Linked DNA regions of Mus musculus: all the other regions are linked to region 6. The links are chromatin loops, found by intact Hi-C in ENCODE. Cell type or tissue: left cerebral cortex. All regions are shown on one strand.

The links. Hi-C counts contacts between places; a loop is a spot of excess contacts. Peaks named below come from ENCODE experiments on the same cell type or tissue, not always from the same donor. Only the 100,000 strongest peaks of a DNase experiment are listed, where the experiment ranks them.
Region 1: it touches region 6 in a loop (4-fold over the local background); 31 of 42 quality-filtered maps call a loop at or near these places.
Region 2: it touches region 6 in a loop (4-fold over the local background); 10 of 42 quality-filtered maps call a loop at or near these places.
Region 3: it touches region 6 in a loop (3-fold over the local background); 4 of 42 quality-filtered maps call a loop at or near these places.
Region 4: a loop joins it to region 6, with 4 times the contacts of the local background. A loop is called at or near these places in 24 of 42 quality-filtered maps.
Region 5: it touches region 6 in a loop (2.7-fold over the local background); 26 of 42 quality-filtered maps call a loop at or near these places.
Region 7: it touches region 6 in a loop (5-fold over the local background); 23 of 42 quality-filtered maps call a loop at or near these places.

Annotation. Positions count from the first base shown.
Region 1 is chr1:78,671,843-78,675,842 of GRCm38, reverse strand. All of the region lies in intron 1 of Acsl3 (acyl-CoA synthetase long-chain family member 3), which reads right to left. Among named protein-coding and RNA genes, the nearest start is that of Gm51635, 6.9 kb to the left of the region's middle. In left cerebral cortex, a CTCF peak has its summit at 1,582; no DNase peak of the experiment used is centred here.
Region 2 is chr1:79,638,201-79,642,200 of GRCm38, reverse strand. All of the region lies in intron 1 of Ap1s3 (adaptor-related protein complex AP-1, sigma 3), which reads left to right. Among named protein-coding and RNA genes, the nearest start is that of Ap1s3, 32 kb to the left of the region's middle. In left cerebral cortex, a CTCF peak has its summit at 1,857 (motif pointing right); a DNase peak (open chromatin) is centred at 1,867.
Region 3 is chr1:78,592,025-78,596,024 of GRCm38, reverse strand. It overlaps a transcript of Mogat1 not described here. Among named protein-coding and RNA genes, the nearest start is that of Gm39665, 5.6 kb to the right of the region's middle. In left cerebral cortex, no CTCF peak of the experiment used is centred here; DNase peaks (open chromatin) are centred at 684, 972 and 2,012; H3K27ac peaks cover 488 bases.
Region 4 is chr1:78,685,044-78,689,043 of GRCm38, reverse strand. Acsl3 (acyl-CoA synthetase long-chain family member 3) reads right to left here. Exons shown (of 15, transcript NM_001033606.2): 3 at 630-807. Among named protein-coding and RNA genes, the nearest start is that of Gm51635, 6.3 kb to the right of the region's middle. In left cerebral cortex, CTCF peaks have their summits at 686 (motif pointing right) and 1,956 (motif pointing left); a DNase peak (open chromatin) is centred at 1,963.
Region 5 is chr1:78,662,205-78,666,204 of GRCm38, reverse strand. The region is part of intron 1 of Acsl3 (acyl-CoA synthetase long-chain family member 3); the gene reads right to left. It overlaps Utp14b (UTP14B small subunit processome component), which reads right to left. Exons shown (of 3, transcript NM_001001981.3): 2 at 2,925-3,064; 3 at 1-1,879. The coding sequence starts at 1,818. Among named protein-coding and RNA genes, the nearest start is that of Utp14b, 6.4 kb to the right of the region's middle. In left cerebral cortex, no CTCF peak of the experiment used is centred here; a DNase peak (open chromatin) is centred at 1,715.
Region 6 is chr1:78,534,601-78,538,600 of GRCm38, reverse strand. It overlaps Mogat1 (monoacylglycerol O-acyltransferase 1), which reads right to left. Exons shown (of 7, transcript NM_026713.3): 7 at 428-657. The coding sequence ends at 503. Among named protein-coding and RNA genes, the nearest start is that of Mogat1, 26 kb to the right of the region's middle. In left cerebral cortex, a CTCF peak has its summit at 1,626 (motif pointing left); DNase peaks (open chromatin) are centred at 45, 834 and 1,627; H3K4me3 peaks cover 1,011 bases; H3K27ac peaks cover 1,569 bases.
Region 7 is chr1:78,655,724-78,659,723 of GRCm38, reverse strand. Acsl3 (acyl-CoA synthetase long-chain family member 3) reads right to left here and starts at 1,899. Exons shown (of 15, transcript NM_001033606.2): 1 at 1,621-1,899. It overlaps Utp14b (UTP14B small subunit processome component), which reads right to left and starts at 1,899. Exons shown (of 3, transcript NM_001001981.3): 1 at 1,621-1,899. In left cerebral cortex, no CTCF peak of the experiment used is centred here; DNase peaks (open chromatin) are centred at 857 and 1,920; H3K4me3 peaks cover 2,509 bases; H3K27ac peaks cover 2,528 bases.

The DNA of each region.
Region 1 (4,000 bases), 140 kb before region 6:
ACCTCTAATCGACGCCCCAGCAGGCACTGCCTCCCCAGATCCTTCCACCCCAGCATACTGGGGTCTTTTTACCATGCCTGAAAAATAATATATAAACTAACCATCTTTAACAGCCTAAGACATCAGTGCTTATATCAAGTATAGATTGAGTGAATGATGAATACAAGTTCTACAATAGCCTAACAATAGAAATATAGAAAGTTATCTAACACAGTAAGAAAATAACGGGGAAATACTAACAGTGATCACATAAATAAATACTCCACATATTATTGTCCATATTGGTAAGAATGACTCCATGTTTACATTAAAATTACATACACTTCAGACTAGGTTGACAGTAGCTAGTGCTTACTTGCATGTATGAGGCTGTATTCGAGAATGGCAAAAATGAAAAAGAGAAAAAACACTCCAGGAACCAGGCATGGTGGCAACCACTCACCAGGCTCTGTCAGGGAGGGAGGCCCAGCGGGGTTACACAGTGAGAGCCTGTCTCAACTCACTTTACATGTAAGTCATCCTGGTTTGTCTGGGTTTTCTGATAACTAAAACTTCCTGCTTCATTTTAGAAGAAACTCAACAACATCCTCCTGCATCAAACAGCAGGAATCCAGGCCAGAGATCAAGTCAACAGGAACAAGCGGAATTTCTAGTCTTATGTTTAGTTTTATGGTAACAAAGCCAGCATCATGGTAATACAGTCTAAATAAAAGCAAAAATATATAAATAAAAATTTTTAAAAAACAAATACTAACCGTGTTAAAAAGGAACATTTTTATAATTTACTAAAAAAGATTACTAAATATTCTTTTATTTTTCCGAGACAGTGTTTCTCTGTGTAGCCCTGGCTGTCCTGGAACTCACTCTGTAGACCAGGCAGGCCTCGAACTTAGAAATCCACCTGCCTCTGCCTCCCAAGTGCTGGGATTAAAGGCGTGTGCCACCACTGCCCAGCTACTAGATATTCTTTAACAAAAAACCTTCAATGCAGATCATTAAAATCTGCAGATATATGCAGAGTTGGGGTGGGAAGTGGGAAAAGAAAGAGGAAGAACAAAAGCTGCCCCACATGTCATAGGCCTACGAAGTTATTTTAGAACTAAGATCATTTTTAAAGGGCAAACAAGTATCTATGTAGTTAGTACCAATAATTAAAACAGATGGCAATATAGACATTTCTCACCAAAATAATACTTAGGATATGCAAATGTTTCACTTTTTAATCTCAATAGGAAAGTTCAGATTTACATAATGAGCACAGAATAGTAGACAGGCCTGCTCATCTTGGCTGGCACCTACCTGTTCAACCTTTCAAACTCAAAAACAAATAAACAACAACAACAAAAACCCAACCCAGACCTGCCCTACAATAGTCTGTGTACAACGGTACCCGCCCATTTAGGTCATTAAGCACTTCCCGTAGACATTTTTAAAAACAAACAAACAAACAAACAAACAAAAAAACAAAAAAACAGGCCAGAGATGGCTAAAAGTACCTATCAATCCAGGTTCTATCTTTGGGACTTGCAAGGTAGAATAAAGAACCAACACCCTGTAAGTTGTTCTGACTTCCACAAGAGTGCATCACACAAACACAAATAAAAGGTCTTAATGTTTCTGAATTACCTTCTAGGCACCAAAAAAAAAAAAAAAAAAAAAAGTAGTTTCTTTTTTTCCCTAAAAGCCTGGTTTGTATTTAATAGTACAGAATCATTGAATATAGTCCAATTCTGGTTCTATTCCATCCTTCTCTGACTTCATCAATACTTACATTTTCTGTTAGCAATCAGGCATTTTCACACGGGCCTGCCCTCAAGGACCTAGCAACAGCAGGATGGGTCATTACTAGCTGCCCAGCCGGACAACTTTGCCACAAGTCTCATGTTCCCCCATGCCAATGTGCTATATAACTCCATATAAAACCAGTGCTTCCTCTCCCTGCTCTTCCCTTCCAGCCCCACTCAGCGGCAAGGTCTACATAAACCTTCCTAAAAACCTCCCATGTGAGATGTCCTTTCAAGGTGTCTTTGTTCTGTCCGCTGCTTGAATCACACCTCCCCAATCCTTCAAGGCCTTTCCTGACCTGACTCTAGTTAATCACTGCAGCCTCAATATTCCCTGCTCAAATTCCCAACTCCTCTATACATGATCCCTCCGTTACCATGGTACCTCCATGTCCCTCTAATCTGTAATAGTCCCTCTTATAGCACATCCTTCAGTGGCTTCCTACCCAATGCTTTCCTCACAATCTCTTCTGCCCTCTGGTCAACCTCATGATTTAACATCACCACCATCACCAAATAAAAGCATCAGGCCATCCTTTTATTTACTCTCTCCTTCAAAGAGCTATCTTCTGTAGATTTACTTCCTATTAGAAACTAATGAAAACCTTGAGGGTGAGGTTGATTTGGTTTGATTTGAAACAAGGTTTCTCTGTGAAGCCCAGGCTAGCTTTGAACCCTGGGATCTACCTGCCTCAGGCTCCACACCGTGTGCTGGGATTAAAGGTGTGCACCAACACCACCCAGCCACCATTAACAGAGGTTTTGACCTCAAACTTTTAAGGGAGGGTTAGTAGAGAGGGTATTGGAATAGGAATGAGTGAGCAAGGGTTACTTACCTGACTAAGTTGCTGGGCATGGGAAGGCTTGGTGCTTGGGCTTTTATAATCAGTACAGATTCTGGTAGATGCTTTCCCATGAAGGCTCTTTTTTAGCAATCTTTATTTTAATTAACATAGCTTTATTTTCTTTGTTTCTAGTTTTCAAATTCTTTAGTATTTTACATATCTTAATTATTTCACAAAGGACTGTAGGGAAACTCACACTCTTTGCCTTGAGTGGTTTCTTTGTAAGTACTAGTCATCATTGCCAATTCTGTGCATTAGTGCTTGCTTCCTGTAAGAATCCCCCTGTGAAGGGTAGCACCCCTATCCTGCCTACTGCGGTTTGATGGACAGAAACATGAGTCTGGAACTTGGGGGGTTTGGGTTGGAATCCTCTTACTGTTCTTCGGAAGCTTATAACTTTTCTGGGCCTCAGTTTCTTTACTGAATGGTGGTGATAACAGGTCCTATTGGTCAGTATTGTGAGATCTTAAGTGTCTCAGAATTGTTGTGAGCCAATTTATTTGAAGAATGCATGCACTAGTGATTTTTGCTTACTGCCTTCTCACTTAAGTAGCATTATCTTCTCTCTCCCTCCCTCTCTCCCTCTCTCTCTCTCTGTGTGTGTGTGTGTGTGTGTATGTGTGTGGGTGGGTGTGTATGTGGGTGTGTACACTCATGCCATTAGGCTGAAAAAAATATTTTAAATCCATAAAGTAATTATTAGCTAATAGTCAAGCATCTGTTGAAGACTGGGCATGCTGCACACCCCAGCCCTTGTGGGGTCCAGTACTCAGAGAGGGGCTGCTGACTGATAACCCACACAATGGTCAATTTAACAGTCATAGTTACTCTTGAGGATTTACAAATTCCACTATTTTTCTCCACCCTCGCCCCATTAATCCCAGTGCTTTTACACAGCTCCAACTCTCCAAACTCCAACTCTGATGTCACCTCTTTATGAAATCTTCTAGCCAGTGCTTGGGGTCTTTTCTCTAAGAACCCAATGCTTTAAATAAACCTCTATGGGTTTTGCTGATTCCCACCTACTTCAAAGAAGTGGCGGGCACGTTAATGACTCTCTAAAATACTTAGCAGCACAGACAGCGCCACATATCATCCATAACTGTAGTTTTCCTTTGTTTCTGTTGCTTTATGAACTTACCTCCAAAAGAGTAAAACAAGAAACATCACAGAAAATATAGTAAGGAATTTTATGCCTTTCCTTCTGAAAATTAGGCTGGAAATCCAAAAAAAAAAAAAAAAAAGCCCAAAGGGATATGATATAAAATGTGATTAGCTAGATTTTCTATCAACTTACTCAACACACAGTAAATCATTGAGGGGTTATGCTGTCATCTAACTAGCCCTGTTCTTCAAATCTTTCAATAGGTA
Region 2 (4,000 bases), 1.1 Mb before region 6:
GACTTATAACAAATTAGAAAATAATGATATATATATATATATATATATTAGTTTTTTGTTCTTGTTGTTTTGTTTTTGTTTGTTTGTTTGTTGGTTTTGTTTTTGGAGACAGGGTTTCTCTTCGTAGCCTTGGCTGTCCTGGAACTAACTTACTCTGTAGGACCAGGCTGGCCTCGAATTCTGAAATCTGCCTACCTGTGACTCCCAAGTGCTAGGATTAAAGGCGTGTGCCACCACTGCCCGGTTTAATTTTTTTTTTTTTTTTTATCGAGACAGTTTTTCTGTTTAACCCTCTGTCTGTCTTAGAATTTGCTCTGTAGACCAGGCTGTAGAACTTGAGATCCACTTAGCTCTGCTTCCTGAGTTCTACTGGATCTACCAGTGCTCAGCGATAATTTTTAAAACAGAAAAAAAGAAAGTTGTAGAATTCAAAGTGAGAGGCAGAGTTTGATTAGTCTGCTGGCCTGCTATAGCCAAGAAGCGTGAGCCAGATGACATCAGCAACAGACGTACCGACTCACACGCTGCAAGAAGATAAGGAATGGGCAGTCAGGGCTGGCTCCTTCTGGGAACTCAGATGAACCATGCTGTGCTCTTGGCCCAGGCCTTTATGGTTTGCCAGCAGCCTTCAGTATTGCCACAATCTCTGCCTTTATCTTCACATGACAGTGTGCAAGTAGCTGGGCCCAAAATGGTCGAATTTATGAGTCCACCAGTCTGGTGATACTAGGTGGTGGTAGTCCACACTCTTATCAGTTTGGCTTCATTTTAACTGACTTTTCCTAGCAGCAAATCTGTCTCTATAGAAGATAAAATTCTGAGGTTCTTCAGTTTAGAACGTCAACATGTGAATGCTTGGCTGACATAATTCCATCCACTCAGGTTTCTTGTCCTGTCTCTTGGTATGACGACTCCCTTCCTTCCTTCCTCCCTTCCTTCCTTCCTCCCTCCCTCCCTCCCTCCCTCCCTCCCTCCCTCCCTCCCTCCCTCCCTCCCTCCCCCCCCCTTTCTTGTTTTCTTTCCTTGGTGGCTGATGGTTCTTACTTTATTAACACTGTATAGCTCTACTGTAATAAAAAGATTTTTAAAAATTTATTTATTTTATGCATATGGGTAACTGTAAGTGTCTTCAGAAACACCAGAAAGGGCCATCAAATTCTATTACAAATGGTTGTGAGCCACCATGTGGTTGCTGGGAACTGAACTCAAGGCCTCTGGAAGAGCAGTCAGTGGCTCTTAACCACTGATCCATCTCTCCAGCCCCAGTAAAAAGAATTGTTATTGTTGTTTTTGAGACAGGGTCTTATAGAGCTGACCTTGAATTCCTGCTTCCACATCTGAAGTATTAGGATCATAGGTGTCTGCACTGTGCTTGGCTGTCTGTCTGTCTGTCTCTCTGTCTATCTATCTAACACCTATCTTCTCTATCTTGTGTGTGTGTGTGTGTGTGTGTGTTTGTGTGTGTGTGTGTGTGTGTGTGATTTTGAAGCTACTCAATGGAGAAAAAGCCTACCTATCCTAACTTTCTTTTTTTTCATTGTTCCTCCCTTTCAATAAATGTTATTGTGCCATATAGGTGGATGATTAACACTCTTATGATAAATTTTTTTTTGTGAAGAGAACTTTAAAGTTTTACACAAATGACCATAAGGCTATTCTTGGTGGCCACCCTTTTGATTTGCCTATTACTCATAGCTGACACACACCCAACACATATGAATGACCTCTGTGTCATCCCCCCTCCCGCCCACCATGCCTCTTTTTTCTATTTTCAGTCTTTTGTCCTCCTTAAGCTTAATTTGCCTCCTTTACTGACCATTTCTCATGTTCTCAGCATCCAGCTCTGCCACCAGATGGTGTGCAAGGACTGCGAAAGCTCGACACACGCCAGCCAGTGTGATTGCCTTTCTACATCTTCAAGACAAAGGCTGGCGAGAAGAGGCAAAAAATGAGATTCCGAGATTCAGTATATTCGTGTACTTTTTTCTTCTTTTTATATTGAAACAGAACCTTGGTTTACAATCTTGAGGAAATAAACTACAAGGTTTGTTGAATAAATATTAACTGGAGAACTGGGTCCCAGAATTGACTCAACAATAATATTAAGTTGAGAGGTAGAAGCAAGATTCTTGAGCCCGGAGAAGCACATCTTCAAATAAGCAACTTTAAAATCCCAAAAGCAAAATCTTTGGATCCGAATGAAGCTATATTTCAGTGAGAACCTTCAGCCAGCACTTACAAAATATTTGTATGTATGTGTATGTGTGAGTGTTCATGTGCTCTGTATGCCTGTGGAGATCAGAGGACAACCTCTGGTATCAGGTTTCATTTCCCACTGTGTTTGACACACGGTCTCTTGTGTGCCACTCTGGAGGTCAGGCTAGTTGATTGGTAAACTTCTGGGGCATTCTCCTGAATTAGCCTCTAAGGCTTATATTAGGGGGCACTACTGCATCCAACATTACGTGGGCTACGGGGGTTTGAACTCAGGTCCTCATGTTGGAACAGCAGGTTCTTTAACGTCTGAGCTATCTCATCAGCCCTCTGCCATCATTTTTATTCAGTATCTTAAAGTGAGACCCACAGGCAAAGACAGCTCAGAGATCATGTTCCCACAAAGTGAGTTTTATTTAGCACAATCAGTGTCTTTTTGTTTTGATTACAGTTAGTTACGAACATTAAAACGGTTCTCTAATTGTCTAGATGTCAGGTTTCTCGAAGACTTGGTAGTAGTAACCACCACGCTTTTCTTGGCAACCATGTGACTGCAGCTCCTGAACCAGCTGCCTCTTTTCTCTGGGGCTTGTGATTAAGAGCGGACTACTGTGTTCTTCCCCTCCTGTTTTATGACACTGAACCTTCGCTCACATTTGATACAGTGCTAACCTCCGCCCAGCCCATGGAAGGTATTTGAACATGTGACTTACTTTCCTATTTCTTAGAGGATGGCTCCGGGTTGGTGTGGGGGCTGGCACTCCCCTGAATGCCTCACCTGTTGTCTTCCAGTTCCTTCTAACCCACTGTTAGTGGGAGAGAGTAAATGATTCACCATCAACAAGGGGTGCAGTTTTGGGAGAGAATCAACAGAGAAAATATAAGTTCCCGACCCAGAAACAACTGCTCTTACTATAGATAAAAGATATGAGAAACAGAGAAACACACCCCAGAGAAGCAAACCAAAGGGAACAGTAGATACTTTGTAGGGAACTGGGAGAAAATGACTGAATCCACAGTCAGAAGGCCTCTGATCAACAGGCTAAACTGAAAAAAAGGAGCTCGGAGTGACAGATCTGCAGGTCGGTGCTGTTTCTAGGTAGACTTATTAGTTAGGCCTTGGAAAGGCAACTCATAAGATGAGGTGATAGAGGGCATGGCAGCAGGCCAGTGGTGTGTTCTGACCCAAAGAACCAGCACAGTGGCTTTCTGGGTTCCCGAGGAAGGGGTGCCAGGGTTTCTCTCTCCCCCTTTCCGAGTAGACAACAGAAGTTTGTGTTTTACAGTTCTGCAGGCCAGAGGGTCAAGATCAAAGTGAAGGCAGGTTGGGTATCTATCTACTTGGCTTCAGATAGTACTTCACTGCAGGGTGCCCTCACATGGCCTTGCTTCTGGGTACACGTGTTGGAGTGGAGAAGGTAGGACAAGGATACGATAGTTCTTAGTGTCTCCTCCTCTTCTCAAAAAGACACAGTCATCACACATCACAACACTTTGTTGGCATTGTTTAACTTAATCACCCCCTTAAACACCCTGTGTCCAAGGATAGTCACACTGGGGGTTAGGCTTCCATATACGAGGGATACTTTAGATCAGAGCATGAAAGCCTCTTAGGGATAAACCATGGGCTAGTGATGTAGAAATCTGGAGGAGGGAAGAAGAGAATATTCTTGTTCACCGTGGGGAATGTAAATGACAAGAGCTAACTCCTAGGTGAGTTATCAGATATGGCAAGCCTGTGTTGGACTTGCTCTGTGTGTGCCTGTGCACTAAGTGGCTGACATGT
Region 3 (4,000 bases), 57 kb before region 6:
TAAACCACGACCGAAAACAGACAAGAAGAAAAGCGCTATCGGGTAATTCCTTCCTTGGTTCCTAATCTGGTGGAGGCCGTGGTTATGTGAGGACACAGGAGAAGGTGGACGTGTGTAAGCCAGCAGTGGAGAGTCATCCTAATCTTAGACTTCTCTAAAATCTAGGCTGAGGAGGAAAGAAATCTGCTGGTTAAGTCAGCAAGTCCAGCACTGTCACGGTAGTTCAGCTCGAAAAGACAGGCAATGGGACTGATGACCTGAATTTGATCCCTGGGACCTATATGATGGAAAGAAAGAGCAAGTCCTCCCAGCTGTCATCTGACCTCCACATTCCTGCACGGCATGCCCGGTTCTCAGGCACATACAACCACAGGAGCAAAATTAACAGATAAATGTCATTTAAAAAAAAAATCATGCCACATAGTCTACAGTGCTTCCTTAGCTGAGGTGACAGAGCATAGAGACGGAGCCCCCAGAACAACCAACTTGTGCCCCGCAGTTTAGATCTGGGCCTAACACAGGCAAGAGTGAGCTGTCTTCAGACCTGTGGCTACAGACCCAGAGAGTCTATCTGTAGTGGAAGTTATGTGAATCTTAGCCTAGGAGCTTCATGGCGTTTATATGAGCCACATGATCTTCCCTTCCCCCGAGGAACAGCAGGTCTCACTTTCTCGAAATTACAAATGTTGTCATTTTTGTGAGACTCAAACTGACATGTCAGGAAACACTTGTATAAAAGCCATCTAAAAATACACACCAACTTGTCATAGTTCCTGTCTTTAGGAGGAGTTGGAGAGAGGATAGGATTAGTTTTCAATAATTCAACTACTTTATGGTTTTAAAAAACCCAACTATACACTGTACCAGAAAGAAATCCTACTTTCTGGTTATTTCTTATTGGTATGAGCTTGACTCCCAGCCGGGTCCAGAAATACCATCTTACTGAAGAAGGAGGAGGAGGAGTTAATTTTGGAAATAAAGATTAAGAGTATTTAAAAAAGAAAAACAAGTGACACAGCAGTTTCTACCATAGGTTCAAATCTGGGTATCTTTTAGGAAGAGGGATAAGTTTAGAAAGAGGGGAGCAGCTGCCTGGATGAGCCTCAGATGACCTGTTTTCCTGCCACTCCAAAAAAGAAAAAAAAAAAACAAAAAACAAACAAACAAAAAAAAAACTCACCCCAGCCTGGGGACCCTTCACCATCTTCACTGTCTTGACACATTCTGTGCCAGAGTTCATTCCTTTCCAGTGTTTGCCTGTCTCCAGGGAGCTCTGAGCTGCACCAGGATAGCCTCGATCTACAGCTCCAGGCTGAGGCTGAGGAGTGACTGTGACCAACCAGAAAACCCCCTCAGTGAAAGCTAAGGTCCCTCTGGAGAGAGGGGAACCTTGTTCTGTGGAGAAGGAGCAAGGGCTTCAAAACTCTTTTTTAGCATTTATTAATTTATATAGCACAATGGCTTTCATTCTGACATTTTCATACATGTACGTAATGTATGAGCTGTTACCTCTCTTACCCTTTCATGCGCCACTCACTCTTGCTGACCCTGGCCTCCTAGTTAGCCCTTGTGTGCGTGCGTGCGTGCGTGCGTGCGTGCGTGTGTGTGTGTGTGTGTGTGTGTATGTGGCTGTGAGTGCAAGTGATGAGTTTCATTAGGACCGCTTAGATAAACATGGACAAGAGTTTGCCTACAAGAACTATGGCACTCCACCAGTGGCTACACCGCTGAAGAAAATGTCTCCATCCCTCATCCATCTTTGACTGTGTGTAGAAAGCTTCATGAGTCCCTCCTCAGAAATTCTTCAGGCATCAAAACACAGTTTGGCCTTAAGCTTAACGTTTGTCAGGAGCCGCCTGAGATGGATTAAGTGAGTCAGAAAGGAAGCTGTGAGCATTAGGAGATTGTGCCTAATTGCTGAGATTGCTGAGGACTTGGGGAAGCTTTTCCTCTGGTGCCAAATAGAAATGGCCCAGTGAGGGGCACACAGAGGCCAGGCCGCATGTTCCTGGCAAAGGCAGGGGGTTTGTTCTTTGCAGCTCAACTTGAATGAGGCAGCTGGCTAAGACACTAATGAGGAGAAAGGCCCCAGCCTGAACAAAGACAAAGGGTGGCCCTAATCAAGGAACCGATGTGTTTGACCATTTCTGTCCAAAGAATGTTCCTGTTAAGAAAAATGCATGAGAAAGTTCTACATCTCTGCTTTTTAATCTAACACATAAAATAAACCCGTGGACCGGAACATGGGAACAAACACACTCAAGAGTCGGTGGTAGCAGCCGGGCTCTGACACTAATGGCAGATGCTTCCGTTTTGTTTTTATTTATTTAAGTGATTATTGGGTGTCTGCTTGTTTGTTGTTGTTCGTGGGGGTGGGGGTGGGGAGGCTGTTGTGATTTTGTTTGTTTGTTTGTTTGTTTGTTTTTAACAGAGTTTCGTATCGCCCAGGCTGGTCTGGGAGATTCATACCCTCTTGTCTCTATCTCCTGAGTGTTGGGATTACATGCGTGTACCACCATATCCAACCTCTAAAGCTACTTTTTTATTATAAAATATATTTTGTAAATTATCTGAACATGTTCAAGAAAAGACAGCTTTTTGTTTGTTTGTTTGTTTGTTTGTTTGCTTGCTTGCTTGCTTGCTTGTATGCTTGCTTGTTTGCTTGCTTGCTTTCTACATGGTTTGTTTCTCCTTCTGCCAAGGCCAGAGTTGGAGAAGCTGGGGACAGTACAGTCTACACAGCTATTTTGACAAAGACCCATACATAGAATGATACTCATACAATGGCTGTTTATTTCTTTCAGTGTTGGAAATAGAAGTCCAATATCAAGATTTGGGCATGTTTGGTTTCTGCTGAGGCCTGCCACCTTAATTTACAGTTGGCTGCCTTCCCAACGTGTCCTTACATGATCTTTCCTCTGCAGATACATCCCAAACGTCTCTGTGGGTCTGAATTTCTTCTTATAAGGGTACTGTCAGAATGTGTAGAAACCCATCCTACACACTGCATTTTAACTCAGTTACCTCTTTTAAGACATTCTCTCAGCTGGGCAATGGTAGTGCCACGCCTTTAATCCCAACACTTGGGAGACAGAGGCAGGTGGATTTCTGAGTTTAAGGCCAGCCTGGTCTACAGAGTGAGTTCCAGGACAGTCAGGGCTACACAGAGAAACCCTGTTTCAAAAAAACAAAACAAAACAAACAAACAAACAAAAAAACCAACCAACCAAAAATGAAAAACAAACAAAAAAACATGATTAAAGCAATGTAAAGGTTTTATTTTAGCTTACAGTTCCTAGGGATATGGTCCATCCTGGCAGCGAGAGGTACGGATGCTTGTGCTCAGCTGGCTTCCTCCTCTTTATTTGGTACAAGACCCAGTCCACCGGATGGTACCATCTACATTAAGAATCGGTCTTCCCACCTCAATAACCTAATGGAGATAATCTCTCATGGACATGGCTCAAGATTTGTTTCTATGGAAATTCTAAGTCCCATCAAGTTGACAATCAAGATGGACCATCACAGTGGCATTGTACTTGAATGCTACTGAGGCACCTCATCTTGTTCTCTTCTGGACTTAGCTCCCTCCTGGCTCCTCAACTGGCCTCGGCAGCTCTCTGATATCAGCACTGGGTACTTTCCTCTTTTGAAGGTAGCTTTGCGGTAGTCTTACACAGATGTTGTGGGTTGCTGTAATGCTGTTTGTATTCTGATGATAATTCTGCTTCCTCAAGAGGAGTTGCCTCCGATGAGCAGTGGATCAGGTAATCTCAAGTGAACCTTCTCCCCATTCTAACTGGTCAATAAAAGCTAAAGCCTGTGATCGGGCAGTGGAAGGGAAAGGTGGGACGAGAGGTTTGGGAGAGTGAGGGAGGAGGACGGCAGGAGGAGGAGGAGGAGGTAGGAAGCCATGATGGAGCAGAATCGTGTGGCCAGGAGAAACCACAAGTAGCAAAGAGTCTTATAATTGGGGAAATAGTTAGTATAGCACTACATC
Region 4 (4,000 bases), 150 kb before region 6:
AGGAAAAAGAAAAAAAGAAATGGAAAGAAAACCAGGAGTTTATAACAAACAACTGCTGAAACCATCGTTTTTGTTTCAAGTTCATTTACCATGACCTTAGGCACCACCTCCAGGACTGTTTACAAGGTTGGCCCATCACAGTCACCACTCAGAAGTGGACTAACAAAATGGAAGTGTGCTTATAAAGGTCCCTGAGGGATGGGAGCAGAGCAGTGGTCCTGTATGTCAAGTCTGCTCTACCAAATACAGAAAGCCCCCTTAACATCTGACAAGCTGGGTCCAAAATAGACAAGGGAGGGAGGAGGGAAGGCGGGCAAAAAGGAAGAAGAGAAGGCAGGAAGGAAGGAAGCGAACAAAAAGTGAATAGCTAAGCCCTAACACATGCTCTTCCAGTAAGTACATAAAGGCAAAACCCGGTATCAGAATGCTAACCTATTAAGAAATATTAATCCCATTGTAGTGGTGAACATCTCAAATCCTAGCACTCAGTGGGAAGAGGCAAGTGGATCTCTGAATTTGAGGTCAGTATATATAGTGAGTCCTAGGACAGCCAAGGCTACGTAGAGACTCTGTCTTAAAAAACAAAACAAGAAAAAGAGAAAGATTTTAAAAGTGCCATCCATACGTACGCTGGAAGTTATACATAAAACACGCCTGTGCAGCGATCATCCACTCAGCCCTGGTCTCACAGAAGATGGCGATGTTGGCCTTTGGTTTCTGGCCCAACATTTGTAACCCATTTCCAAAGTCAAGGGCTCGGATGAAGACATCTTCATAGGAAAGCCAATTATAGTGCCCCAGAATAACCTGATACAGCAAAGTATAAAAACACAAATATCATTTAATGTGATGAGAAGAAATAGGAACAAATTTTAAATGTACAAAACATGTTAGTTTCAAGTGAAGATGTATCTTTAAAAAAAAAATAGCTTTGTGACATTGTCCATGACAACCCAATAACTATGCTAAGCGTTTAACTATGATGTGGGGGAAGGGGTGGCTTTATTTTTGGTTTTCAAAAGTATTTAGAACTGAGCTAAAACATGGATCTATACAGCTTAAGACCAGCTTAGTCATACACTGAGGCCCTATTTCAAGAAACAAAAAAAAGGTCACATGAGTCTGAAGTTACCTAAGACAGGGAACCTGGAGCACAGAGTATGTTTGACTGAATCACTTCTTAGACAAATAGCCCTAAACTAATCATTCATTTAGAACAGAAGTTTACTTTGTGGATTTCAGAAACAGACAGTATGTGCTCTATAAACAAAAAGTGACCCACTACCCAAGTTCACAGAAATATTTATGGCCATTTAACCTGAATTAATCATCCTTTCATGATAAGCAAAGTAAAAAGTCTCTCTACAACCAGGTAGAGACTAAGTTATAGTATTCAACATCCCTCTGGTTAAGCCTCGAATACCTAACTAGCCTACAGTATTTCATTTGGATTTGTCAGAAGTACAGATAACCTCAAGTTTAACTTATTAATTAGCTCCTTTTAAAGCTGCTTAGCATACTTTCTTCAAGGATTTTCAACTAAAACACAATCAGGAATTCTCCATTACATATAAAAACTGAACAAAGAACAAACTACAAACACATACAGCTGGCTTCTAAGCATGGCCATGCTCATTACATCTCATGCATCTTAAAAGTCATCTGACCAAGGGACTAGAGATGGCCAGTGACTCCTTTTTTCGAGGACCAAGATTCAATTCCCAGGACCCATGTGGCACTTCACAACCATCTATAACTCCAGTTCCAGAGGACCCAAGACTCCTTCTGGCCTCCACAGGCCCTGACACATATGTAGTGCACAGATATGCATGCAGGCAAATCACTTATACACATAAAACTAAACAACAAAACCATCTGACAATGTTATTTCTAAAAATGCAACAACATTTAAGAGAGTTCTGTGATGAGCAGTTAGATGGAAGGGATCAAGGCTGCCCTCTGGTGTCCTACTTGGGATAACTGGAAGATCACACTGCCCTAACTGTAGGTCCAGGAACTCTCACCTTGCTCTGTGCCCCCATGAAATGCTCAACATGGGAGTTCCAATGACTTCACAAGGAGCTCTGCATGACTGAGAAGACAGGTGAGAATTTGGCCTAACTGTGCAGGAACCAGATTGTATTTACTAGGTGCTAAACTCCACCTGCTAGATTTAAACCTAAGTGACAGGCTTTACATGGCAAAAATCACCCAATATACTACCCGAATATATAAACTCTAATGATGACATCTGACAACAAAATAAAATTCTAAAAATAATAATCATATAGAGCCTATGCCTCCCATGCCTATAATCCAAGTACTCAGCTGAGACAAAAGGATTGTCCTGAGTCTCAGGCTAGCCCTGGCTATGTGAGGATTCAGGCTAGCCTAGGCCTGTTAAACCCTGTCTCAAAACAGAAACAAAAGCAAGGAAGGAAGGAAGGAAGGAAGGGAGGGAGGGAGGGAGGGAGGGAGGGAGGGAGGGAGGGAGGGAGGGAGGGAGGGAGGGGGAGGAGGAGGAGGGGCCATGCCTGGTGGGTGGCACACATCTGTAATCCAAGCAATCAGGAGAGTGTAGGTGGATCTTTTTTAATTCAAGACCAGCCTGGTCTACACTGCAAGTTCCAGAACAATCAAGGCTACATATGGAAACCCTGTCTGTGGGGGTAAGAAAAAAACAAAATATATGGGAAACCTGGATTTTGTTATTTAAGCCACTGAGTGTTCTAGCTAATTATCTGTCTCATAAAGGTTACATTTGTGAACACTATTTACCCACAGTTATATCTAATTCATACTGCAGTCTCTATGGCTAAACCAAAACTAAACTCATTTAACTTAACCCCCTGCTACACTATTAAACACTGAAGAAACACACGCAGCTCACTAAATGCAGGCACGAGTTTCAACACCCAGTCTGGTGGCCGTCCCAGTCATTCATTTTCTAATCCTCTGATAGCTTGTAAGCTTTTTATTGGTGGTTTGGTTTGGTTTGGTTTTTTCGAGACAGGGTCTCTCTGTATAGCCCTGGCTGTCCTGGAACTCACTCTGTAGACCAAGCTGGCCTCAGAAATTCACCTGCCTCCCGAGTGCTGGGATTAAAGGCATGAGCCTGGCTCTTTTTTTTTAAAATATCCTCCCTCTCTACCTGGAGATGATCACTGTTGCTTACATCACTAAACCATTACAAATTCAAGAGAACACTCAAGCCCTCCTCTACCAAGTTCAGTAGTAGATGTACACCTACACTCACTCTGCAGCCCACAGGGCTCAATGTCCCTGACAGAAGCCAGAGGCTCAAGGACAGCTTCAAAGAGCTCTTCGAAACAACCATCTGTTCAACAGGATTCCTAACTGATACAAAAGTGACGTTCTCTCATTCACCCTCTTTTCCCTACCTGTTCCTTCATCCTATGTAAGCAGGACAGCATGTCCAACTGCTTAACAAAGTAACTGAAGTTACTCTTAACTTACACTCATCTTTAGTCTCTTTTCCAAGCCTATCCAGAGTCTACCTACAAAGCATAGCCTGGCCCCAGCCATTTCTTTCACTTCCATTACTGTCATCCCACAATACTCCGTAACCACTCTTATTCCTTACAACCACCCAGACAAGGCCATTCCCTTAACTTCAGACTGCAGGGTTTGGCCTTTGCAGTAGCACTTAGGCCATAAGTTGTGACCCTTGCAAACCCCAAACCTGCCTCCTATAAACCCATCCATAAAGCCCATCCTTTCTTGTTCTTCAGAGGCTAAAACAGGGCCAGAAGATGCTCTCTCCACGATCTTCAAGTGTCCACCCCAAGCACTACACTCAACTGAGCTCAATCGTGTCTGGGACCCACTACTCCGTCTTTCTGCCCAGAAGGTTCTTTATCCAAGTTTGCTACGTCTTGTTGAGGTCTCATCTTAACTGAGACCTATCCAGGCAGCCATTTAATCACCAATCTGCGTTACTTCTCACACTCTATGCTCTATCTTCCTCTCATGTAAAAAA
Region 5 (4,000 bases), 130 kb before region 6:
AGCTTCCCTTATTAGCTGCTTGTGATCGGTCTCCACTTCATCTTCTAACTGCTGTATTGTGGGCACAGCCAAAGACCTCACAGGAGATGAGTTAGCAGTTAGGAGGTTCCGTAGATCAATCATTTGTTCCTTCTTTTTCTTCCCTCCAGAGGCATCAGGGTTGGTGAGTGGCTTCATCTCCTTCCAATCCCCTTTCAACAAAGGTCTGGAAAGCCCTTTTTTTGGATAATGTTCTTCTTTGCTCAACTCTCCTTGTTGTTCCAGAACATGTGCTCTCTCTAGCCTTTGAAGCACCAACAACTTCTCTGAGGCAAGGTCCTCTCTCTGGATATGGAGAACATTTTCCTCTGAACTCACTTTTTGATTGTCAGATTGATGACTTTCCTTGTTGAGTTTCTGTAATACCTCCTGGCTATCAGAGTCTTCTGTTTCTTGGCCATCCATTAGCTTAGCATTGTTGGGATCAACTCTTTCTTGAAAGGATCTTTCTTTTAACACAAGTTCTTCTGCCACTGGTCTTTCATCTCCCTCACTCTCAGAAGACACATGGGCCACAAACTCAGGCATCTGTTCAGGATCGGTCTTGATCTCACCCCGCTTTGCATTGCTGTTGCAACTGCTAAGCATCCAGGGATTTACACCATCTGCATTCATCTGTAGGTCATCCATTCCATGGGAGACAGAGACTATTCCCTCTTCTGTGCATCCGTCCTCTTCCTCACTCTCTGAAACTACCTGGAGTTTCTGTGTCAGTTCTCTGTTCTTAGCCAATTGTTCTTGCATAGCTTTTCGAGCCTCAGGGTCATATTTGGCCATAATTGCCTTTGACTTTGCCCATTTCCCACTGCCCTGGTGCTTAAGGCTCATCCGTTCTGTCATTCTGGCCTTTTCCATTTTCTCCAGTTCTTGCAATGCAGCATTTGGGCAGTCTTTCCACAGCTCTTCAAACTCTTTTAAGGCTTTCTTGGCCTTTCCTTTCTTTAGAGCTCTGTGATACTTCTTACTCTTGATTCTCTTCTCTCTTCGAGCTCTAGCCTCATAATAGGACTGTAGAGCTCGCGTCCTCTGAAGCTCTGCTCGGCGTATCTTGGCTTCTTCCAGGCTCATGGCTCTGATGGAGGCTGTTTCCACGGGAGTCAATAAAGGGTCTGTTACTGGCTGCTTGTTCTTATGAAGAAGGTTAAAAACTTCTCGTTCCAGAGGGGTTCTTACTTTCCAGTCAGTAAAAACATGTTCAATGGGTGCAACCGCTGGCGGCTCCTTCTCCATGGGAAAAATCAACTGCTCTGCCTGCCGGTTCTTCAGAACCACCGGATCCCACCTGGAGAGCATTTGTGAGGTTTTGCTGAATGCTGCTTCCCTGAGGGCTCGGTCAGCCTCTTCTTTGTTAAGGGGTGGGGTGAGCGTCTTTGACTTGACTCTATGCAGCTGTTTTTTCACAGCAGCCACCGAAGATAATGCTGTAGCAGACCCAAGCAAATCGGAAAGGACCAGCTTTTCACCTGATCCTTCAGAAGTGACATTGAACTCTGAAACCATCCGACTAGCCTCAGATCTCTCTGCCAACTTCCATTTATTCTTTCTACCAAGGGAACTGACTGCTTCCAGAAGTTTTTGACGTTTTCCTTCTCCATCACTGTCCCCCTCATCTTCACTCGTACTCAGTGGATAGTTTTCTGGCAAATCCACTAGTTCTTCCTGCTGGCTCAAAGCCAGAAGGTCTGTCACATTCCTGGCCATGTTCATGGTAGCAGCCTCCTTCTTCTCACAGGGCCTGTTAGCTCTTGAAGAAGGATCTGGTCTCATCTTTGGCTTCATCTATTTACTGCCCACTGTCTCTGACATAGATGTTTTCTGAGAACCTTATTTATTGAGATGTCTAAAGAAGAAAAGACCCAGATAAATACCCCAGTAATTTCAATGTAGTCAACACATAAAATGTACAAGTCAACCAGGATGGTGATGTACAAGGCCAGCCTAGGCTACAGAAGTCTCCGTCTCCGTATCTGTGTCTGTCTGTCTATCTGTCTGTCACCTGAAAATTTTAACACAGGTAACAAAAACCTCAAGCCAAAGCAAAGAAAAGGGAAATGAAAAGAATGAATCATGATAAAGATACAAGAGATCGGACAGGAAATTAAGTGCAATAGGAAGCCCAAATGGTTGTGGACAATGCCATATCACAAGTCTTAGTAACATCATGGCAAGCAACTCAAGACGCACTTCTCAATACACTTCCTGTATGTAACAAGTGAAAAGACCCTCATCTTCTCCTCTTGCTATATATCCCAGGAAACTTTTAATTCATCTAACAATTACTTTCTGAGTTGCTATAAGTCACTGAATGAAATCATTGACTAGATCTGCCTCAAGCCTCTGCTCTATACCTCCCCAAAGGATACATTCTAATCCCCTTAGTCCTCAATAGCTGAACCTTAATGTAAATTTGTTAACCTATCAATCCAGAATGCTTGTTCCTATTTAATACAAAAACAGAGATAGAAAATAGGAAAAGAGAGGAACTAGGAAAAGCAAATTAAAACAGAGGAGAAAGGCAGAGAGAGAGGCAAGGAAAGAAGCACACTGCTGAGTCCTCCTAAACTACCTACCTGTTTGTTTCCAAGAATTTAAATTGTCCTCTTACAAAACTGAAAGGAAAAGCTCAGAGACAGGCTCAGTGCTGCATGCCTATAACCCCAGCACCTGGGAGACTGAGGGGATTTTAAAATCAAGGCCAGTATGGGGTTACATTAAAAAATAATAAGTAAAACAACACAACACAACCACAACAAAAAGCATGAGGTTACATTAAAAAGAAAAAAAGAAAAAAGAAAAACAAAAAAGCTTGTCCCACCCCACTATAAGAAAAACTTTAGAAAGAAAACAAAGTCTGAGAAAGAAGTGACCGACTCCAATTTACATACCAAGTGTTATATACACGGATGGCAATCCACTCAGCAACCCAAAGTTGGTGATATGCCACTCAGGAGGCTAAGACAGATGGATCTCAAGTTCAAGGCCAACCTGAGCCTCACAGCAAGTTCAAGGAGTAAACAGTAAGACCCTGTTCCAAAAAAAAAAAAAAAAAATGCCACCTGAATTTGTGTCATATGACATAAGCCTTATAACTATAAGTAATAAAAGTAGAAGCTGGTTATCTGAATGAGAACGTGTGAGAACACCAGAGTCAGCCTGTTTGCAATGTGCTAACATGTAGAAATTTATTTTCCCAGGAAACCTAAAGCCCACGTCACAGTTAACTGATATTAACTAAAAGAGAACAAACCTAAAGGATGCAGTCAGTGAGACGGCTCAGCAAGTAAAGGCTTGCCACTGAAGCCTAGTGAACTGAGTTCAGTACCCAGAACCCACATAAAGGAGAGAAAGAACCAACTCCAATGCTGTTCTCTGACCTTCACCTGTGTATTGTGCATGCACTCAGATGGACTCTCAAGGGCTCCAATGAATGTGCACACACACACAGACACTCAGACATACGTACACACACATGCAGACATTCATATACATGCACTTGTAATTTTTTAAATAATAGAACAAAATCCAGTTAATGGTCCCAAGTTACAGTTTTCTATTTACATACATCTCCAACTCTACTAAAAAGGTTCCTAATACATAAGATACTTCCTTAAGGTGGGACTATATATAGAAGCTTAATGATACTATTTCATGAAAGAAGGCAAAGTTAGGCAACGGTGATGCACACCTTTAATCCCAAGCACTCAGGAGGCAGAGAAAGGCAGATAGATCTCTGTTGAGTTTGAGGCCAGCATGGTCTACAGCGCACGTTCTAGAACATTCAGGACTATACAGAGAGACCCTGTCTTGAAAAACAGGGGGGGGGGGGCAGTAAAATATGAAAAACCTACATTCTCTAAAAACAAATAAAGTGGTTTTTGGTTCATGTTTATTGACAATACTGCAGACACTTATTTAAAATCTCACAACAATTCTTACAGGAAGCTAGAACTAATGCACAGAA
Region 6 (4,000 bases):
CAACAGCTGCCCTGCTCAGTGACGATACCACCCTAAGCCACAGAATTGCTCAGTTAGTGTCTAGAGGCGCTTTGAAGTTGGTATTTTGCTTTTGCTCTGAGCGCATGAGTAATTCTAAGACTTTTAGGAACCTGAAGAATGATATAGTCTCCCTAAATTCAGAAGATTTTTAAGTCTTAGTCATCTTCAATCCTGTGCTATAATCATCTAGTGTATTTTTATTTTCCACTGTTATGAACCAACCTTGGAGCCTTACCCATGGTAGGTAAGCATTGTACCACTTGGTCATAACCCCAGACCTCCATTTTCCTGTATTTTTATTTATCACAGTATAAAATAACAGCAGTGGTCTTCACCACTAATTCTTTTCAGCTGCAACTTGATTCTAGAGTCAAAACAAACAAACAAAAAACAAAAACAAAACAAAAACCAGAGAAATTATTTATTTATTTTCTCAACGATGCTTTCTTGCCTTCCTTTCTTATGCCTTGGAGGAAGGAGGTTATTTAAATACCAGAGTTTCGTGCTCCGGAATCCCATATTTCCCTTTGTGTTCATTGAACAGTTTCTTTAGCTCCTCTAGGTATGTCTGATGCAGCTCTTCAATCTGCTCTGAGGTCGGGTTCAGAGTCTGCTGAACAGGGATGGGGCGGCCAACTGTGGAAAACAGAGCACGTGTCATCCCTGAGGACAGCCACCACTCCACCCGCAGCCTGGGTCTCCCGTGGGCAGCTGAGCGCTGGGCTGCCAATCGGCTTCCCTCCAGCCCGCTGGCTCCAGTCCTCTCCTCAGCTCACTGGCTGCCTACCTCAGTCACACCATCCCACTCGACAACAAATAAAGAGTTTCCCTTCTCAGCAGACACTGAGCTGTCATTCTGTGGTTTGACTTCTGAGTCAAATGCGCTGCTGTGCCGACTGCAGCTGTGCGCAGAGTAGGCGTTGCTGCGAGCCACGTCACTCTCATTCTCCCCTGGGCACAGCTGACAAGCAAGACCACAGGGTTCTTATTGTGACTGACTGTGAAATGTTCAGGTCACGTGACATCCTCTATTATGACTTTTTAAAAAATATCTTTCAGAACAATTGAAAATGTCACTTACTTACAGCGAAGTCTCTGTGCGAGAAAGTCATCTAGTCACAAAACTGAAAGCAACCACAGCTCATTAGGAAAACAGTTACATAGGCTGAGCTACATTCCAGTTATTCACCGGAATCTTAGGCAGCTATCTTTTTTAAAAAAAGAAATAACAAATAACGTGGCACACACAGTGCCTAAAATGTCTAAGAAAAGTTGCAAAATGAAGTGTGATCCCATCTATAAAAAAATAAATTTCTAGGTGCACCAATATTTTCAGTGTACAAGAAAAACCTGGCAAGATCAACATTTTCCTTTGGGGATTGGGTCAGGGGTGGGGAACAGCACATTTATTTTACCTGTATCGTATGAATGTTCCCCCCCCCCAAAAGTATCTGTTTCATCTGTATAATTACAAAAATACCTATTGGTTGTAAATAAATCTGGCGGCTTCTGTACATATTTTAAAAGACGTTTACATAACAATCTCAGAATTTGGAAATTCAGAAATACAAGTCTTTGACGGCCTGTATACACTGCACCCCCTGCTGGCCTGGTGTTGCTATGCGCCCAAGGCCAGGATGAGCCGGGTGGTTAACTTCAAACCTTGAAGCAAACTACTCCTTCTGAAGTCATTCGCTTGGGCATGAGGACTGTGAGCGCCGCTGTAGGGGGGTGGGGGTGGGGGGATGCAGTACGCAAAGGGGAGTCGGGTGGGGGTGGGTTCCTTTGTCTTTCTTCAAGCTACATACAGAGCGAACCTGTGCCAGTAATGGAAGGTGGTTATTTTTTAAAAACCTAAGCAATCGTGAAGGAATAAAGAGGCAGCAAGTGATAAAGACCATGAATATGGGAGTTGAGAGGCACAGAAGGAAGGACTGACACTCCCTAATTGCTGAGTGTTTCACTAGACCGAGCCTCCAAACACTCGAGGGCAGTTTCCTTCGATCTTTACGAAGTCTGATTTATGCACAGTAGACACCAGTCCTTTGACACACATTAGAGAGAACTGGAGGAAACAAGCCAGTGCTGGCACATACCTGTAGTTTCAGCACTCAGGAGGTGAAGGCAGGAAGGCTGGGAGTTCCCGGGCAACCTTGGCTACATAGTGAGCAGGCTGGACCCATCTTAGTTTTCTCTCTGCCCTAAAGTTTCCTGGGCAAGGGATGGGAGAATACAACTTGTTCTATAAAGCTTCCTCGCAGTTGTGACCTTTGAGGAAGGAAATCTGAGAAATCTGTACACAGACGGACCAGTAAACTTGTAGTCTTTTAGAAATAGCTGTAGTTTTTAGTGAGACTACCTCAGGGAGAGAGGTCAACGGGACGGTGAAGTGGGGACTGTGGAGAGAGGCATTGCTGTCTAAGGCAGAGTAAAAACAGCTTACTGTTATAGGAATTGTGACCTCTCAACCTCTCAATTAGGGCTTCTTTCCCTAGGAAGGACACCACAGCTAACTAAGTCCCTTCTTATTAAGTTCCGTTATATTTCAGCAGCTTCTCCCAGGAGCTCAAATCTACCCCTTTCGACTGAAGTAATCATAAGATGTTCTCCTTGTAAGATGAGCATAGCCCTTCCTGCTTTCCTCTGAGATGTTAAAAGTTCCAAATCACAGGAACTTAATATTTAAGCCTAGCATCCCTTCCTCCAGTTCCTAAGCTGTCCCCTAACTGGATTAGAAGGTTAGAAAAGCTCAATGCTTTTTAGGGATAAGCTAGAGGTAATAAAGGGACAATTTGATCATCATCGAGACCATACTTAGACTACAAAACTCAAGGAAGCTCATCTAGCGGCTGTGAGGGGAGAACCACCTACCTGGGAGCAGTGGGACCAATGGGAACAAGCGGCTGTGAGGCGAGAACCACCCACATGGGAGCAGTGGGACCAATGGGAACAAGCTCCCGTGTGGCTTCAGCTTGCCTCCTGCTTCTTGAAATTGGACTGAACCCTTATTAAAAGCGTTAAGGCTTACGGATGTCTATCAGATGCTATTAGATAGATCGCGTGAACAACCTAGGGAGGATGCCGTCACTGCCTCTCCCTCACAGATCCAAGCCAACCTGAGCTACAGAGTGAGGCCCTGCGAAGCAGGAAGTTTTTGCTTTCTTTGGCCTTATTAACCTTTCCTTTCCTACAGCTCTATTGGGAAGGGGCTAAAAGGGAGGTTAATGCATTTAAGAACCCTTATTAAAGTAGGGGGTTTTGTTTGTTTGTTTTTTGTTTTTGTTTTTCGAGAAGGGTTTTTCTGTATAGCCCTGGCTGTCCTGGAACTCACTTTGTAGACCAGGCTGGCCTTGAACTCAGAAATCCGCCTGCCTCTGCCTCTGCCTCCTGAGTGCTAGGATTAAAGGCGTGCACCACCACGCCCGGCCTAAAGTAGGTTTGTTTGTTTGTTTGTTTGTTTGTTTTTGTTTTTAATGTAAGCCTACAACCCTGTCTCAGAAAGATGGAGGAACTCCCCAACCTGGCACATTCTATGTTTTCATTGCACGGTGGCTGCCTTGCTGCGAGGCTGCAGCCCTCCATCCTGTGCAGCTATCCCAGTACGGCTGCTTATCTGTGGCCTCCACAGCGGCCCGGTTCATCTCCTCGTCCTGTGATAAGTTTATCTGGGGCGGAGAATGGGGAAAGAAGTGAGGGCACAATCAGTCCAAGGATCCCTCTTGCTTCAAGTCCAAGCTACCACTGTGTAACAGGTACCTAGGCTAGAGGACAAGGAGTTTCGTGAGCCAGTGCAGACAGCAGTTAGGAGGGTTGGACATGGATGCTCATTTTTTTCCCTCAGGGAAGTAAAGAATCGATTGTGGTGATTTGAATATACTTGGCCCAGGGAGTGGCAGTATTTGAAGGTGTGGCCCTGTTGGAGTAGGTGTGTCACTGTGGGTGTGGGCTTTAAGACCCTATTCCTAGTTGACTGGGAGTC
Region 7 (4,000 bases), 120 kb before region 6:
CTTGTTAGAATCTTCAATCATCCAATACTTCACCTTTATTGCATGTAACATAGGTTGCAATCACCCATTTATCTACAAAATCCTTGGCATGTAGTCTAATCCCAGCCTGAGGGCACAGGGACAGATCAACCTATCCCTGTTATATCTCCCAGCACCTGCTAAGATGCCTGACATGACTCAATGAGAAGGCTCTCCGTGAACAATTAACTGAATCAGGAAGGCGCTAGTGTTATTCCCACACACAGTGTCCTTCAGTGTGTCCTTCTTTCTTTGCTTTCTCCAAGGAGGACATCTTGGGACTCACAGGGTACCAGTCACTCGGCCCAAATGTCCTACAAATCCAGTAACTGGACTCCAAAGATACCAGGTGACCCTCTCCTGTGGCCACACTGGAGTCAAGGCACTTTATGACAGAAGAATCAGAGCCTAAGTTAGAAAATACAATCAGCCTTCAACTCTACATGTGAGGGGTGCTCAGGGAGACACCAGAAAACGCACTCTCAAGTCCCAACACTTCCCTCTCTGTAATAAGCTTTGCATGCACTTCTAGGGGCAACTCAGCAGCACCCTTCAACAACACTCAGAGCCAAAGTGCGCATACAAAACAGCCTAAAACAAACAGGAAAAACAAAAACACCAAACTACAGCTCTGCAGAACCCCTAAGACCCAAAAGAACCTAGAAACCCAAAGCCACGGAAACCATTCAAACACCAACAGAGGGCTGTTGCTACTAAAGCCATCAGAGATTTGTTCTAGATTCAGACAGGCCCTCCTGGGGCTCAAGCTTCTCCTAGTAGCTCAGATCTGGGCTAAGTTAACGTGTCCACAGTGCAGGCTCTCTCGCTGTAAAACTGAGAATGTGCGACCGTCCCGGTGGACTAACAATGTAAACATAGCCATGCACAAAGTTCTTGGTGTGTGGCCTTTAAAAAAAGCTCAGTAAATGCCAGCTCTGTCATTCTAGGCAGTTATCAATCCCCCCTCTCTAGTTTCCACTGGATTCCCAAAAACTGTCCTGCCCTTTCTAAGTTGAGGGGCTCTATGTACAAGTGATCGGAATACCTGTTCTAGAACCAGAACGGACCATACAGTTGGATCTTCATCTGTGAAATCCCATCACGGGGATCACAAGTGACCCCCGGGGCTGCCTATGTATGCATCTCATGACTGACTCGTCCGAGACTAAAACGCACTTAGGAGGAGACACCAGAGGTTCCCCACGCCATTCCCACCGCCCGCACCCGCATTTCCTGTCCCACACCCGCAGTTTTCAGGGACCCTCTGGGCGCTGGTACCTCCCACGGACGCCGCGCGGCCGCGTGGAGCGGGACGACCCCACCCACGTGCCCGCGCCCGCGGAGGAGGCCGCGGTGCATCCTTCCTCCCGCGCCCGCAGCTCCACGCCGGCGGTTTCCCCGAATCCGCGAGGACGCCCTACTCGCCACTCACCCTCCACCAACCCCCGTTTCCCCGACCCTCGCCACGGCCCAGCACCCCGCGGCCCAGGAGTCCCCTCAGGCACCGGCGAGCGGCATGCACGCTCGCCGAGTGGGAGGAGGGAGGCCTGGCCGCCATCCCGCGACCCTCATCGCCTCACAACGGGCGCTGCGCGCACTCACCGCGGGCTCCGACCCACGCAGGCCTGGCTGCTCCTCAGAGCGGCTCCTGCCCAGCGCCACCTCCTCAGGACCCTGACGCAGCTGCTGGGGCCGCCCTGCGAGACGGGGACGACCGCCTGCTGCCGGCTCAGCCTCCCGCTCTGCCGCCGCCTCCTCGTCCGAGCCCGCGACCGCGGCCACAACCGCAGCGACGTTTCCCGGGCGCCGGCTGAGCAGCGTCTGTTGAGCCGCAGTCCTGGACGCGCACCCCGGGCTGGCGCTCGTTGCATATGCAAAGAGACCGCCGCCCATTGGCCCGCGGGCGGTGGCGCGTGCGGGGCTCGGCCTATCAAATGCCGGCCTGGGGAGCGCGGTGCTGGCGGCAGGGGCGGGGCGAGGTTACTATGGGTCATTCTGCGGAGCCGCCGACGGCTGGACCCGACTGGGGCCCTCGCAGGGCGGGGATTGAGCCCTTGGGGAGGGGAGCGGCGGGACGGACCCGCAGCTACAGCAGCTGCAGAGGGGAGCTGGGCAGGGGGCGCAGGGCGGGAAGACCTGAGGCGTCCAGGGTGCCCCCGCTGAGAACTGCAAAACCCGCCTTCACTGCTGCGATGCATAAATCTCAATATAAACGAAGAAATAACCTGCTTGTTTTTTTTTTTCCCCATTCTTCTCAGGACTGGGTTCGTTATCCTAGTTTGAACACGGATTTCTAGCAAATCTTGCAAAGAGAAAAAAAAAAAAATGACGTTTGAAAATGCTTGTGAAGGGGAAAGCTCAAAGCATGCCCTGTATTATTTCTCTTGCATGGGCTTCGTTTAATGCAGCGTGTATCCCGTTTACTCGTAAATCTTCGCATACCCACATTTCATGTTTGCAAAGGATGAAACTTTACTCAAAAATAATCTTTTATCAGCCGGGCGTGGTGGCGCACACCTCTAATCCCAGCACTCAGGAGGCAGAGGCAGGCGGATTTCTGAGTTCGAGGCCAGCCTGGTCTACAAAGTGAGTTCCAGGACAGCCAGGGATATACAGAGAAACCCTGTCTCGGAAAAAAAAAAAAAAAAAAAGCTTTATGAATCTTTATGACTGTGTGTGTTGTTTAGTTTGCCATTGTATAGATCCTCTTGGACACTACATCAGGATATAGGCATTTATTTTACAACTGCCTCCCCCCACTCAAAACATTCACCCAGCAAAACACAAATGACTAAATCAGCCACTGGAGTGTAATATTAGAAAGAGACTGTTCGTAGCAGAGTTGTTTTTTCTTAACCTAACCTATTATTTAGTTGGTCTGTGAACTTTTCTTTAAGTAGGTGAAAGGTCGAGTTGCTGTGCTAGCCTCAAGCTAAGGCAGAAAGAGGCTCACTTCCCAGGACAATCTTAAAAACTCCGAGGAGGCTGCCAGGACTTGAGCTAGGTGGAGCCATGATACACTCTACAAAGCCAGCTCACTCACTCACCTTGGGCCCCTAGCCAGTCTAATTGCCTGAAAGAACAGATAGTGTTTGACTCAAGCAGCCTGCTCCTACTAGGAATTTCACATTTCCCAAGGAAACCCTGCCAATAAAAGGAATGCAGAATTTCCAGTCTACAGAGGGATGAAGATGTGTACCTCAGAAGTGGTCATTCAGAACTGCAAACCTTGAGAAAAACTAAGCAACTTCAAGACAGCAAAACTAATAGTGAACCTTCCTCCCCAGTTAACAAACATAAAACACATGTGTAGAATTCCAGGGACATCTTTCTTCGTTATCTCTTTATAGGCTAAACAATATTTTATGGGCATGTATTTACATTTAACAGAAAATACTCTTGAGATTCAAATACTGAATTGGAATATTGTCTGCTGTTTAATACTAGTTAAACAGAAATTATTGTGCTTCTGTTCACTAGGCTTCTTTGTATGGTTGTTTAGTTCTTTGTGGGAGAGTGGGAGCCAAGATCTCATGTAGCTCAGACAGGCCTGGATTTTACTATGTAGATCAGGGTGGCCTAGAATTCACAGTGATTCTAGGATTACAGGTGTGATACACCTCTTTAGGCTTTGTTTACACCTGGAAACTCGTGCTTACACTAAGCCCACAGGCTAACCTTAAACTCCAGACAATCTTCCAACCTCACCTAGGTTTATTTATTGTCGTTGTTGTTTTGAAACAACAGGGTGTGATGACTCACAACTTTAATCTTAGTACTTGGAAGGCAGAGGCAGATAGATCTCTAAATTTGAGGCATGCCTAGCCTATTTAGTAAGGTCTAGGCCTGCCAGAAGCAGAAGATGGTGTTTTGTTGAGAGAGAGAGAGAGAGAGAGAGAGAGAGAGAGAGAGAGAGAGAGACTGGCAAGGTGACTCAGAGGATTATAGGTGCTTAGTGCGAAGCTTGATGACCTGAGTTCAC